Linked DNA regions of Homo sapiens: regions 1 and 2 are each linked to region 3. The links are chromatin loops, found by intact Hi-C in ENCODE. Cell type or tissue: heart right ventricle. All regions are shown on one strand.

What was found. A loop is a pair of places that touch in the nucleus more often than their neighbours do. Peaks named below come from ENCODE experiments on the same cell type or tissue, not always from the same donor. Only the 100,000 strongest peaks of a DNase experiment are listed, where the experiment ranks them.
Region 1: a loop joins it to region 3, with 2.4 times the contacts of the local background. A loop is called at or near these places in 20 of 110 quality-filtered maps.
Region 2: a loop joins it to region 3, with 9 times the contacts of the local background. A loop is called at or near these places in 29 of 110 quality-filtered maps.

What each region holds. Positions count from the first base shown.
Region 1 is chr17:554,618-558,617 of GRCh38, reverse strand. All of the region lies in intron 15 of VPS53 (VPS53 subunit of GARP complex), which reads left to right. It overlaps LOC124903891 (a long non-coding RNA gene), which reads right to left and starts at 2,734. Exons shown (of 2, transcript XR_007065571.1): 1 at 2,599-2,734; 2 at 2,278-2,402. In heart right ventricle, a CTCF peak has its summit at 1,844; no DNase peak of the experiment used is centred here; H3K27ac peaks cover 982 bases.
Region 2 is chr17:141,818-145,817 of GRCh38, reverse strand. It overlaps DOC2B (double C2 domain beta), which reads left to right. Exons shown (of 9, transcript NM_003585.5): 9 at 1-3,029. Among named protein-coding and RNA genes, the nearest start is that of SCGB1C2, 6.2 kb to the right of the region's middle. In heart right ventricle, CTCF peaks have their summits at 1,588 and 1,814 (motif pointing left); DNase peaks (open chromatin) are centred at 1,147, 1,817 and 3,586.
Region 3 is chr17:698,501-702,500 of GRCh38, reverse strand. VPS53 (VPS53 subunit of GARP complex) reads left to right here. Exons shown (of 22, transcript NM_001128159.3): 3 at 3,121-3,170. Among named protein-coding and RNA genes, the nearest start is that of VPS53, 14 kb to the left of the region's middle. In heart right ventricle, CTCF peaks have their summits at 1,598 and 1,802 (motif pointing right); no DNase peak of the experiment used is centred here; H3K27ac peaks cover 1,138 bases.

The DNA of each region.
Region 1 (4,000 bases), 140 kb after region 3:
CTGTCACCCAGGCTGGAGTGCAGTGGCACGATCTCGGCTCACTGCAAGCTCCCCCTGCCGGGTTCTCGCCATTCTCCTGCCTCAGCCTCGCGAGTAGCTGGGACTACGGGTTCCCATCACCACGCCTGGCTAATTTTTTTTTATTTTTAGTAGAGGCCGGGTTTCACTGTGTTAGCCAGGATAGTCTCGATCTCCTGATCTTGTGATCTGCCCGTCTTGGCCTCCCAAAGTGCTGGGATTACAGACGTGAGCCACTGTGAGTAGCTGGGACTACAGGCACCCGCTACCACACACAGCTAATTTTTTGTATTTTTAGTAGAGACGGGGTTTCACTGTGTTAGCCAGGATGGTCTCAATCTCCTGACCTCGTGATCCACTCACCTTGGCCTTCCAAAGTGCTGGGATTATAGGCGTGAGCCACCATGCCCAGCCAAAATTTTGCTTTTATAGATAATCCTGGCAGGGTACAGTGGCTCACGCCTGTAATCCTAGCATATTGGGAAGCCAAGGTGGAAGGATCGCTTGAGGCCAATAGTCCAAGACCAGCCTGGGTAACATAGTGAGACCTGGTCTTTACAAAAAATTTAAAAGTTAGTTGAGTGTGGTGGTACATGCCTGTGGTCTCAGCTACTTGGGAAGCTGAGGTTGGAGGATCGCTTGAGCCTGGGAGGTCAAAGCTGCAGTGAGCTATGATCACACCACTGCACTCCAGCCTGGGTGACAGAGTGAGACCCTGTCTCTAAAAAAAAAAAAAAAAAAAAAGATAATCCTTACAAAGAATGTCTTTCTGAATATAGCATCTTAAATGTTTTGCATTAGTTTTCTAGAACAGACTCTTAGAAGTTCTAGAAATAAGTTGAAGACCATTTTGATGACTGATGATACAAGTGGCCAATTATTTTTTATTTAGTGAAAATTGTTTTTATTGATTACAAAAGTAATACATTCTTAGCACCTTTATTGTGATCTCTAAATACAATTTTCCACTAAAAGAAACCAGAGATTCCTGGAGAAATGACTAATTCCAGGTCAAGGGCAGGAAATCTACAAGATGAATCAGAACATCATGTTACACAAAAAGCAAGAAAAATATCAAAGACTATTAGTGTCATCTCAAGAGGACCCAGGGAGATATAGTGGGTTGAAGTGTCCCCCCAACCCCAAAATATGTCCAAGTCCTAGGCCTTGGGACATGTAAATGTGACTTTATCTTGGTAAATGTAATTAAGTATCTCAAGATGAGATGGTCCTGGATTTAGGATTGGTGGGGGGCCTTATCTAATGACTGTTGTCCTTAGAAAGGAGAGAGAGATTGAACACACAGAGATACAGGGAAGAAGGCCGTGAGAAGGAGGCAGAGGCTGGAGTCAGACTTCTATGAGCCAAGGAACATCAAGGATTGCCAGCAAACACCCAAAGCTAGAAGAGAGGTGTAAATAGTTTTTTCCTCAGAGCTTCCAGAAGAGTGGGGGCGCGGTGGCTCATGCCTATAATCCCAGCACTTTGGGAGGCTGAGGAGGGTGGATCACTTGAGGTCAGGAGTTTAAGACCAGTCTCGTCAACATGGCAAAACCCCGTCTCTACTAAAAGAATACAAAAATTAGCCGGGTGTGGTGGCTTCTCACTTGGCAGTCTCATTCCCCAAGCCTCAGGTCCCCGCTTCAGTATCACCTCCTCAGAGAGCCCCTCCTGGCCACCCCCCTTCAGCAGAGAGGCCCTCCTGGCCACCCCCCTTCAGTAGGTAGCTCCCTTATTCCAGCACTGCCAAATTTATTTCCTAACACCACAAAACCGAAGTTACGTCTCGGCTGGCTTACTTCCTTATTATCTGGCGCCCCCATTAGTTTTAAGTTACATGCCAGAAAGTCTACTTTGTTCACCTCTGTTCATTAGCACCAAATACAATGCCTGGTACGTAATAAGTGCTTAATAAAGATCTCTTGAAGGAATAAAAGAGCCCACTCCTGAGATAATGGCATTAACCCATGATGATGCCAGAGCCCTCATGACCTCATACCTCTCAACACTGTGGCTTCAGGGATTAAGCTTATAACCCATAAACTTTGGAGAACACAATCAAACCACAGAACGATGTTATGAATTGCTATTGTAAATAGTTTTTAAAAAACATAAACTACACTTTTAAGGATACTTTTACATTTACAGAAAAATTGCAAAGATCGTTTGTATGGTTCCCATATACCACTTACCCAGTTTCCCATATTATTAACATTGATATGAAATATTTGTTACAATTAATGAACCAATAATGATGTATTATTGGTGTTGCTTTTAAATTTTATTTTCCAATTCCTTGTTGCTCAGATTCTTTTTGTTTAATATGGGGTCTCAATCTGTTGCCCAGGCTGGAGTGCGGTGGTTTGATCACAGCTCACTGAAACCTGGAACGAAAGCGATCCTACCCTCAGCCTCCCAAGTGGCTGGGACTACACTGGGACTTCAGGCACCTGCCACCATGCCTGGCCAGTATTTTTTTATTTTTTGTAGAGATAGGGTCTCACTGTGTTGCTCAGGCTGGTCTTGAGCTCCTGGGCTCAAGTGATCTTCTTGCCTCAGCCCCCAAAGAGTTGGGATTACCGGGTGAGCCACTGGGTCCAGCCTGCTCAGATTATTAAGTCTCTGGTTTCTTCTTCCATTTCCCTTTGCCCCCTCTGCAATCTTTTCTTAAAGAAACTGTGTTGTTTGCCCTGTAGATTTTCCCAAGTTTTGGATTTTCCTGATTGCACCCACGAGTATTAATGGACATTTTACTTTGTCTCGTATTTCCCATAAATTGGTAGTTAGATGTAGAAGCCTGAGCTGATTCAGATTCTTTTTTACAGAAAACTACATCATAATGATGTTTTGTACGTCTGTCATCAAGATACATAATGTTTGGTTGCTCTTTGTGTGATGTCAGCAGCCTCTGATGCTCAAAGCCCAGATCCATTATTCCATTAGGAGGTATAAAGAATGATACTCTGGCCGAGTGCAGGGGCTCACGCCTGTAATCCCAGCACTTTGGGAGGCCGAGGTGGGTGGATCACCTGAGGTCAGGAGTTCGAGACCAGCCTGGCCAACATAGTAAAACCCCCGTCTCTACTAAAAATACAAAAATTAGGGCCGGGCGTGGTGGCTCACGTCTGTAATCCCAGCACTTTGGGAGGCTGAGGCGGGTAGATCACGAGGTCAGGAGTTTGAGACCAGCATGGCCAACATGTGGCCAAAAAGTGAGGAGCCTGGAGGGCTTAGAAAGTGGGGGTGCGGCAAAGCAAGGCAGTGGGTCAGCAGGGCTGAGCAGGCCATGTTTCAGGGAGAGGAATAAGGAAGTGTGAAGTATGAAGGTCCTGAGGGCGAAGGACCCTGGTGTCTCCCAGAAATTTAAAAGGCCAGTGTAACTGAAGCCTAGCAGGCAAGGTGGAAAGTGGCAAGACGGGGCCAGAAAGCTGGGCAGGACCCAATTCATGGTTAGGAATTTGGATTTTATTTTCGGTGTCATAGGAAGAGGCTGCTGAAGAGTTTAAGCATGATAAGCCTGTGCCATAATTTGTTTTATCCTTTGTAAATACACATGTAGATTGTTTCCAGCTTTATGAGAACAGTATTGATCTGTTTTGTTCACTAAATAACTCTCTTATTCTGTTACACAGCCTGAACAAAGCGGGCTCTCATTAAATATTGGTTGAATTAATGAATGCTGCAAAAAATACTTGCATATCTTTGTATGTTATTCTCCTTATTTCATTGAAATGCATTTCTAGTTGTGAAATTGCTGGTTTAGGCAATATGTGTATTTAAAGTTTTGCTTTTTGAATAAATTGCCTTCCAAAAAGTTTATGCTAATTTATGCACCCCAACAGCATTTTCAAATTTAAGACAAAACATTGGTTATTCTGTCCTGGCACGGTGGCTCACACCTGTAATCCCAGCTGTAGTCCCAGCTACTCAGTGCTTTGGGACACGGAGGTGGGTGGATCACCTGAGGTCAGGAGTTCAAGAC
Region 2 (4,000 bases), 560 kb after region 3:
CTGGACACCACGCTTCAGGGGAATTGGCGTGCTGAGCTCACACCAGAGAGGTCCTGCTAGCTGCCAGCCTGGGGCTCCCCCGCCTGCTGCCCACCCCTTCAACACCGATAGAGGGACTCACAGGCACGACGGTGGGACCTTCCACTGCAGACACAAAGCACACCACCACCTGAGGTCCAGGGTTATGATTTGAATCCTACCAAGTGCCCATCAGGCCTTTCCCAGGTTGCGGGGAAAACAGGACCCCAGCCCCCACACAGTCCCTGGCCACCTGCTGCTCCTGGAGACTTGTCTCCCTGCCTTTAGGAAGGGTTTTTGTGTGAAGGTTTTTGCATGCACTGGTCTGAACGCATGTTCACAGCCCTGCAAGGTGGGTTTGATTCTCATCCCCATCTTGCAGGTGAAACAGGTTCCCAGAGTCTGAGTAGTTTGCCAAGGCCACACAGCCAGGAAGGGGTGAACCAGGACTCAAACCCAGGTCCTCTGACTGCCGCTTTCTCTCTCTGGGGGTCGGTACCCCCAGTCCCTTCCCTCTTGGTCTGTCGGAGACTCAGCAGAGACACCAGGTGAAGGCTCAGTAAGCTCAGGTGCATGATGGAGACCTGGGGTCTTGTCACTGTCCTGCCACCTCATCCGCTGGCTTTGAAACCATCCGTGCTACTTCAGGCTTCCCCAGAGGTGTCTAACCTGGCCCCAAAACTCAGCCACCCCACCCTAGCCTCTGGGGGCTGAGGCAAGGGCTCCTCTTTTCTCCACACAGAATGGGCACCCTCTGGGGGCCTAAGGTAAGAGGTGGTCTATTTCTAAAAGGCCTGGTGTCTAGTTAAGCTCTGGGTATCTTCTTAGCTTTGCTTTTTTGGGGGTCTCATTCAGAGAGGAGATTTGACAGCCTCTCTGAAGACACAGAAGTGAATGGCAAAGCGAGAAGAGGCTGTACCCCCCACCTACCATGACTTCCTTATTAGGCACATGGGGAATGTGAGGCCCAGTGGGTGAAAGGGGCCTGAAGGGGCACAGCTGGGACAAGAACCCAGAACTCCAGCCCCCCAGTCCAGGGCCCTCTACTGCCCAGGCTGTGCAAATGGGGCTGGGACCGAAAGATGGGGACAGTCAGGCTGGGAGGCGGGCTTACTGGCCAGCCAGCCCAGGGGCAGCACAGGCACTCGGGCAGGAACTCCCCAGGAAGTTTGGATCCTTCCTTCCCTAGGATCTCAGCACCCTTTTAGATCCCGTGCAGATTGTCTTTCTGTTAAAGCGTTTTGAGGCACGATGGCTCACGCCTGTAATTGCAGCACTTTGGGAGGCCGAGGCTGGCGGATCACCTGAGGTCAGGAGTTCGAAACCCGCCTGGCCAACAGGGCGAAACCCCATCTCTACTAAAAATACAAAAATTAGCCGGGTGTGGTGGCGCACGCCTGTAGTCCCAGCTACTCAGGGAGGCTGAGGCACGAGAATCGCTTGAACCCGGGAGGTGAAGGCTGCAGTGAGCCAAGATCGCGGCACTGCACTCCAGCCTGGGCGACAGAGCAAGACTCCGTCTCAGAAAAAAAACAAACAAACAACGCTTTGAGAAGCTGCAGAAGCGGCTCTGCCTTTGACCCCGAATGGGCATCTTTACTCGGGTCCATCATCCCCACAAAGACAGGAAATCTGATGCCAAAAAAAAAAAGTCATTCCAGGTGTCAGTAACCAGGCGCTGCCTCCAGCGCCGCCCCGCCCGCCGCCCCGCCCGCCGCCCCGCCCGCCGCCTGCGCCAATCCCCGACGGGCCCGTCTTCCAGCCCCGAAGCGGTCACCTCCTGACCTCTAGTGGCGAGCGCGGGGAACTGCGCCCCGGCCCGTCCGCCCGCCGAGCCCGGGCCGTGCATGCCGAGCCCGTTGTTCCTTCGCAAACCGAGTGAACCTCCCGATGCATGGACTCTGGCTGTCGTCGACGCAGACTCTCGTGCACTGCTTAACCCCGTTTTGCTGCCATGTGACGGCTGCAGACACTGTCCTCAAACTGCAGTCCCACAGACAAGTTTTGTATTTTGGTCTGACCTACCCGAAGGTGTCCTTTTTAAGTCTTATTTGTTAATATTTATAATGACATATAATCCAAAGTAAATGGAAACGTCATATTGCGATCTCATTGCCTTGGCGAGACTCTCACCTTTTAATAGATTTGAAGGGGTGGGGGCGGTGGCTCACGCCTGTAAGTCCTAGCACTTTTGGAGGTCGAGGTGGGAGAATTGCTTGAGGCCTGGAGTTCGAGACCAGCCTGGTCAACATGGAGAAACCACGCCTCTACACACACAGAGACACACACAATGACAATTAGCCTAGCGTGGTGGCACACACCTGTAGCCCCAGCTTTTCAGGAGGCTGAGGTAGGAGGAGGAGGATCGCTTGAGCCTGGAAAGTGGGGATTGCAGTGAGCCGAGATCACGCCACCGCACTCCAGCCTGGGCAACAGAGGGAGACCTTGTCAAAAAAAAAAAAAAAAGATTTGGAAGGGTAGGAGGGGAGGGTGGAAAGACGGAGGAAAAGGCAACTGAAACCTACTCCGGATATAGTCTTGTTACTCTTCACCAGGGACCCATTTGAGGTAGGCCCTCAAGTTACAGATGGGGAAACTAAGGCCCAGAGAGGTTAAAATACTTTTACAGAATCACACGGCTGGTCGATGGCAGAAGCAGGATTCAAACTGAGGCAGCCCAAGACATTTTGCACCAGGACCTGTCGACCATGCTGTTGTCCACTCATCCAACAAACAGCCGTGGAGTATTGACTAACGCCAGCCCGTCTGAGGCTCCAAGAGTCTTACGTTTTGGAAGGTAATTTAAGACATGTACTGCTTAGGTTTGGAGGGAAAAAAATAAACCTTCCTAACCACAGATTAGTGTATTAGGACTAGTAGCAATCCCCACACTTTATATTTTCATTCCACCTTGTTAGAAAATGTTGATCAATTGTTGAATACAGTTTATTGTACATCATTCTTTAGGTCAGAAATTTCTCGAGATAAAAGCCTTTGCTTTCTAACATCGACTAACGAAGAAAATGTATGTCATTGAATATGCAAACCTCTCAATCTCTTTCCTCTATGTCCCCCTTCAGGGTCAGGGTCAGGGTTTAGGGTCGGGGTTAGGGTCTAGGATCAGGATTAGGGGTTAGGGGTTAGGGTTCAGGCTTGGGTTCGTACTAGGTCCAGGTCCAGGTCCGGGTCAGCGTTTCGCATTTAGTCAGGGTTGGGTGTTCGGTTTTGGCCGGGTTAGGGTGGGTTAGGACTCGGGTCATAGTTTTGGGTTGGTGCGGTCGGCATCCATGCTGGAATTTCCTTTCCGGCTGTCACCGTGACCGTAACCTGAATTCTGGTTCCACTGCTCTCCCCTGTCTAGTTATCAGGGCTCTTTTCACCGCTGGCTCCATTCATTGCTCGCTCCTCCTGCTTATCTCTCCTGTCCAATCTGCAGAGCTCGCCACCTTCTTGTTCCGCCCTCTTTTCCCTAACATCCAATAGCAGCCTTCTCCGCAGTCCTTGCTCCTACCACTCCTGTCTCTTGCCCAATCAGCAGGCTTTACCAATGCTTACTCCGCCCACTTCTCTCTCTTGTCCAATTGGCAGGGTCTCCTCAGTGCTCGCCCCACCTACTTCATGCCCGTCCAATTGCAGGATCTCAGTGCTAGCCCCGCCCGCTTCTCGCTCCTATCCAACCAGTAGAGACTCTACCAGTGCCCACCCTGCCCACTTCTCTTTCTTATCCAATGACAGGATCTCCTAGTGCTCACTCCGCCCACTTCTCTCCCCCATCCAATCAGCGAGCTCTGCCAGTGCGTTGCGTTCCTGTCCTTGGGGGAGGGAGTCCGGGGTCTCTCGGGGAAACGGAAACGCAGGCTCAGATGTGCGGGTCCAGTTAGGGTCAGGGTCAGGGTCAGGGTCAGGGTCAGGGTCAGAGTCAGGGTTAGGGTGGTTAGGGTTAGGGTTAGGCAAAAGGAGCATGGAGAGAAAGGCCTTCCTC
Region 3 (4,000 bases):
TAGTAGAGACGGGGTTTCACCATATTGGCCTGGCTGGTCTCGAACTCCTGACCTTGTGATCCGCCCACCTCGGCCTCAAAGTGCTGGGATTACAGGCATGAGCCACCGCGCCCAGCCTATTTTTATTTTATTTTTATTTATTTTTTCTTTTTGAGATTGTCACCCATCACCCAGGCTACAGTTCAGTGGCTCCATCACAGCTCACTGTGCCCTGGAATTTACAGACTCAATCAGTCTTCTTTCCTCAGCCTAATAAGCAGATTGTACTACAGGCGTGTGCTACCATACCCGGCTAATTTTTCTATTTTTTTGTAGAGACGGAGTTTCACCACGTTGTCCAGGTTGGTCTCTAACTCTTGGGCTCTAGCAGTCCACCCACCTCAGCCTCCCAAAGGACAGACATAAGCCTCCACACCCGGCCTCTGTTCTTTTTAAAAGCTACATTCATTATATTATAAAAATGATATTATAGGGCCGGGTGCACTGCCTCATGCCTGTAATCCCAGTGCTTTGGGAGGCCAAGGCGGGAGCATTGCTTGAAGCCAGGAATTCAAGATCAGCTTGGACAGCATAGCAAGACCCTGTGTTTATAACAAAATAATAAAATTAGCCAGGCTCAGTGCATGTACCTTTTTGTTCCTAGCCACTCAGGAGGCTGGGGTGGGAGGATTGCTTGAGCCCAGGAGTTTGAGGTTACAGTGAGCTATGATTGCACCACTGCACTCCAGCCTTGGTGACAGAGTGAGCCGCCATCTTAAAGGTAGGCTATTTGATATTATAAAAATACTTGCTATCATAAAATGATATTAGAAATGTTTTCCTCTTGGCCAGGCGCGGTGGCTCATACCTGTAATCCTAGCACTTTGGGAGGCCAAGGCGGGCAGATCACGAGGTCAAGAGATCGAGACCATCCTGGCCAACGTGGTGAAACCCCGTCTCTACTAAAAATACAAAAATTAGCTGGGCGTGGTGGCATGTGCCTGTAATCCCAGCTACTCGGGAGGCTGAGGCAGGAGAATCGCTTGAACCAGGGAGTCGGAGGTTGCAGTGAGCCGAGATCGCGCCATTGCACTCCAGCCTGGTGACAGAGCTAGTCTCCATCACACACAAAAATATATGTATATATATAATTATATATAAATTAAAGTAATTTTTCTGAGATTCGTTTTTCTTTTTTTTTGAGACAGGGCTGTTTAGCCCAGGCTGGAGTGCAGTGGTGCAAACATGACTTACTGCAGCCTCGACCTTCTGGGCTCAGGTGATCCTCCCACCTCAGCCTCCTGAGTACCTGGGACTGCAAGCACATGCCACCATGCCTGGCTAACTTTTTTTTATTTTTTGGAGAGATGGGATCTCACTGTATTGTCTGGGCTGGTCTTGAATTCCTGGATTTAAGTGATCCTCCCACCTTAGCCTCCCAAAGTGCTGGGATTACAGGCATGAGCCATCACGTCCAGCCTGAGATTCATTTTTACCTCAAGCTGTTCTTGGATTTCTGAAAATTCTGAGTAACTGTTGGCTTGGTCAGAACAGTAGGATGAGCTGTGACAACCCAGTCTGACATCTCAAACACTCATGGCCTGTTTCTCTTACCAGACCTGCTCCTGGAAGGCACCTGGCCTCCTCCTCCCATCAGAGGTAGCCAGAAGCAATTTATAAGCATATTTCCTACAATATCCCTAATTCCTTCTGAGATAAAATATTTGTTAAGGGAGAGAGGAAGAGGATTTATTAAATTGTATTTTGAAAACTTGAATTAAAATAGTACTATAAAATTGTACCTCCTCTTGTCCATTAGGGGGCACCATTTCCTCACATTTTCTCATCTCTAAGGTCAGAAGTGATCCCTTTGTTTTAATTGTTGTTATAATAAGCTTATTATAATCACAGTAGTAGTGCATAGTCAATAATTATAAAATACAGACAAAAAGAAGAAAATATTTTTTTTTGAGACAGAGTTTTGCTCTTGTTGCCCAGGCTGGAGTGCAATGGCACATTCTCAGCTCACTGCAACCTCTGCCTCCCGGGTTCAAGCGATTCTCCTGCCGCAGCCTCTTGAGTAGTTGGGACAACAGGTGCCCACCACCAAGCCTGCCTAATTTTTTTTTTTTTGTATTTTTAGTAGAGATGGGGTTTCGCCATGACGGTCTGGCTGGTCTCAAACTCCTGACCTCAGGTGATCCGCCTGCCTTGGCCTCCCAAAGTGCTGGGATTACAGGCGTGAGCCACTGCACCCGGCCCAAGAAGAAAAATTTGAAATCACTTCTTTTCATATTGCAATACGTAGTTGATAGATTATAGCTACTAATGCTGCAACTACTAATACATTACAATTACTCCTATCTATCCTTCCAGACTTTTTTCTAGTGGATCTATATAATAAAAAATAAATTTGTGTATTTATTGAAGTATAACATAATACAGAGGAGTACACAAATCTTAAGGGTACAACTTGATGAAGTTTCACAAAATGAACATAGCCATGTAACTGCCACCCAGATCAAGAAATAAAACATTTAAAAAAATCTTCAGAAGGCCTTTCCTTGCCTGTTCACTGTCACTACCTTCCCCCAGAGATAACCACTGTCCTAGCTTCTAACAGGAGAATTATGTTAGTGAAATCATATCCTCTGTCCCCTTGTGTCTGGCTTTTTCTGTGCCCCATTCCGTTAGTAAAATGTTTATCCATGGTGTTGTGCATTCATTCATTTTTGTTGCTGTATTTCGTTACGTGAATTTGTCACAATCACGTACACCATGGGTCAGCAGACTCTCCTGTAAAGGTCCAGATAGTAAATACTTCAGGCTTTGTGGCTGTACAGCGTCTTTCACGACTGCCTACCTGCCATGTTAGCTTAAGAGCAGCCGCAGGCAATATGTAAGTGAACGGGCATGGCTGTGTTCCAGTGAAACTTTATTTACAAAAAACAGGGGCTGGGCTAGATGTGGCTGTAGCTTCCAACTACTGCTTTACTTTTTTTTTTTTTAAAGCAAAACTCATATCATGTGATTAAATTTTTTGAGATTTCATAAGTAGCTATTATAGCACATCATTTTCCTGTGAAAGAGGAATTCCAGGAAGTGGACTAACAGCTGGGCACTCTTCCTTCTTTATTGTAGTCTCTGGCGAACATAGACGAAGTCGTGAACAAAATTAGGCTGAAAATAAGGTGAGTAAAGCTGTGTGATTGTTCATAATTAATGAAAAGTATATTGTTAATTTAGTTAATCACATTCTGGATCACATTTTTCTGTGAGAGCACTGAAATCTCAAGTTTGCCATAGATGGTAATATAATTCCTTTTAAAATTTTTATTATTTATTTATTTATTTTTGAGACGGATTTTTGCTCATTGCCTAGGCTGGAGTGCAATGGTGTGATCTTGGCTCACTGCAACCTCCACCTCCCAGGTTCAAGTGATTCTCCTGCCTTAGCCTCCCTAGTAGCTGGGATTACAGGTGTGAGCCACCACGCCTGGCAAATTTTGTACTTTTAGTAGAGACGGGGTTTCACCATGTTGGTCAGGCTGGTCTCGAACTCCTGACCTCAAGTGATCCACCTGCCTTCGCCTCCCAACGTGCTGGGATGACAGGGGTGAGCCACCGCACCCGGCCATATAATTATTTTATCCATATGAACTTTGTGGCAAGGAACTCAATGCTTTGGCCAGTCTTCAATTCTTCATACAAAAGGAAGGAAGCTGTGATAGAGTCTACTCAAAACATCTTTTGTAATTATAGAAGGAGGCAAAAGCTTTTCTGATAGATTTTTTTTTTCTTTTTTTCTGTTTTTTTTTCAAAACAAGGTCTTACTCTGTGTCCCAGGCTGGAGCGTACTGGTGCAGTTACAGCTCACTGCAGCCTCGAACTCCTGGGCTCAAGTGATCCTCCCACCTCAGCCTCCTGAGTAGCTGGGACTACAGGCGCACCACCACACTTTGCTAATGTTTATATTTTTTGTAGAGATGGGGTTTCGCCTTGTTGGCTAGGCTGGTCTCAA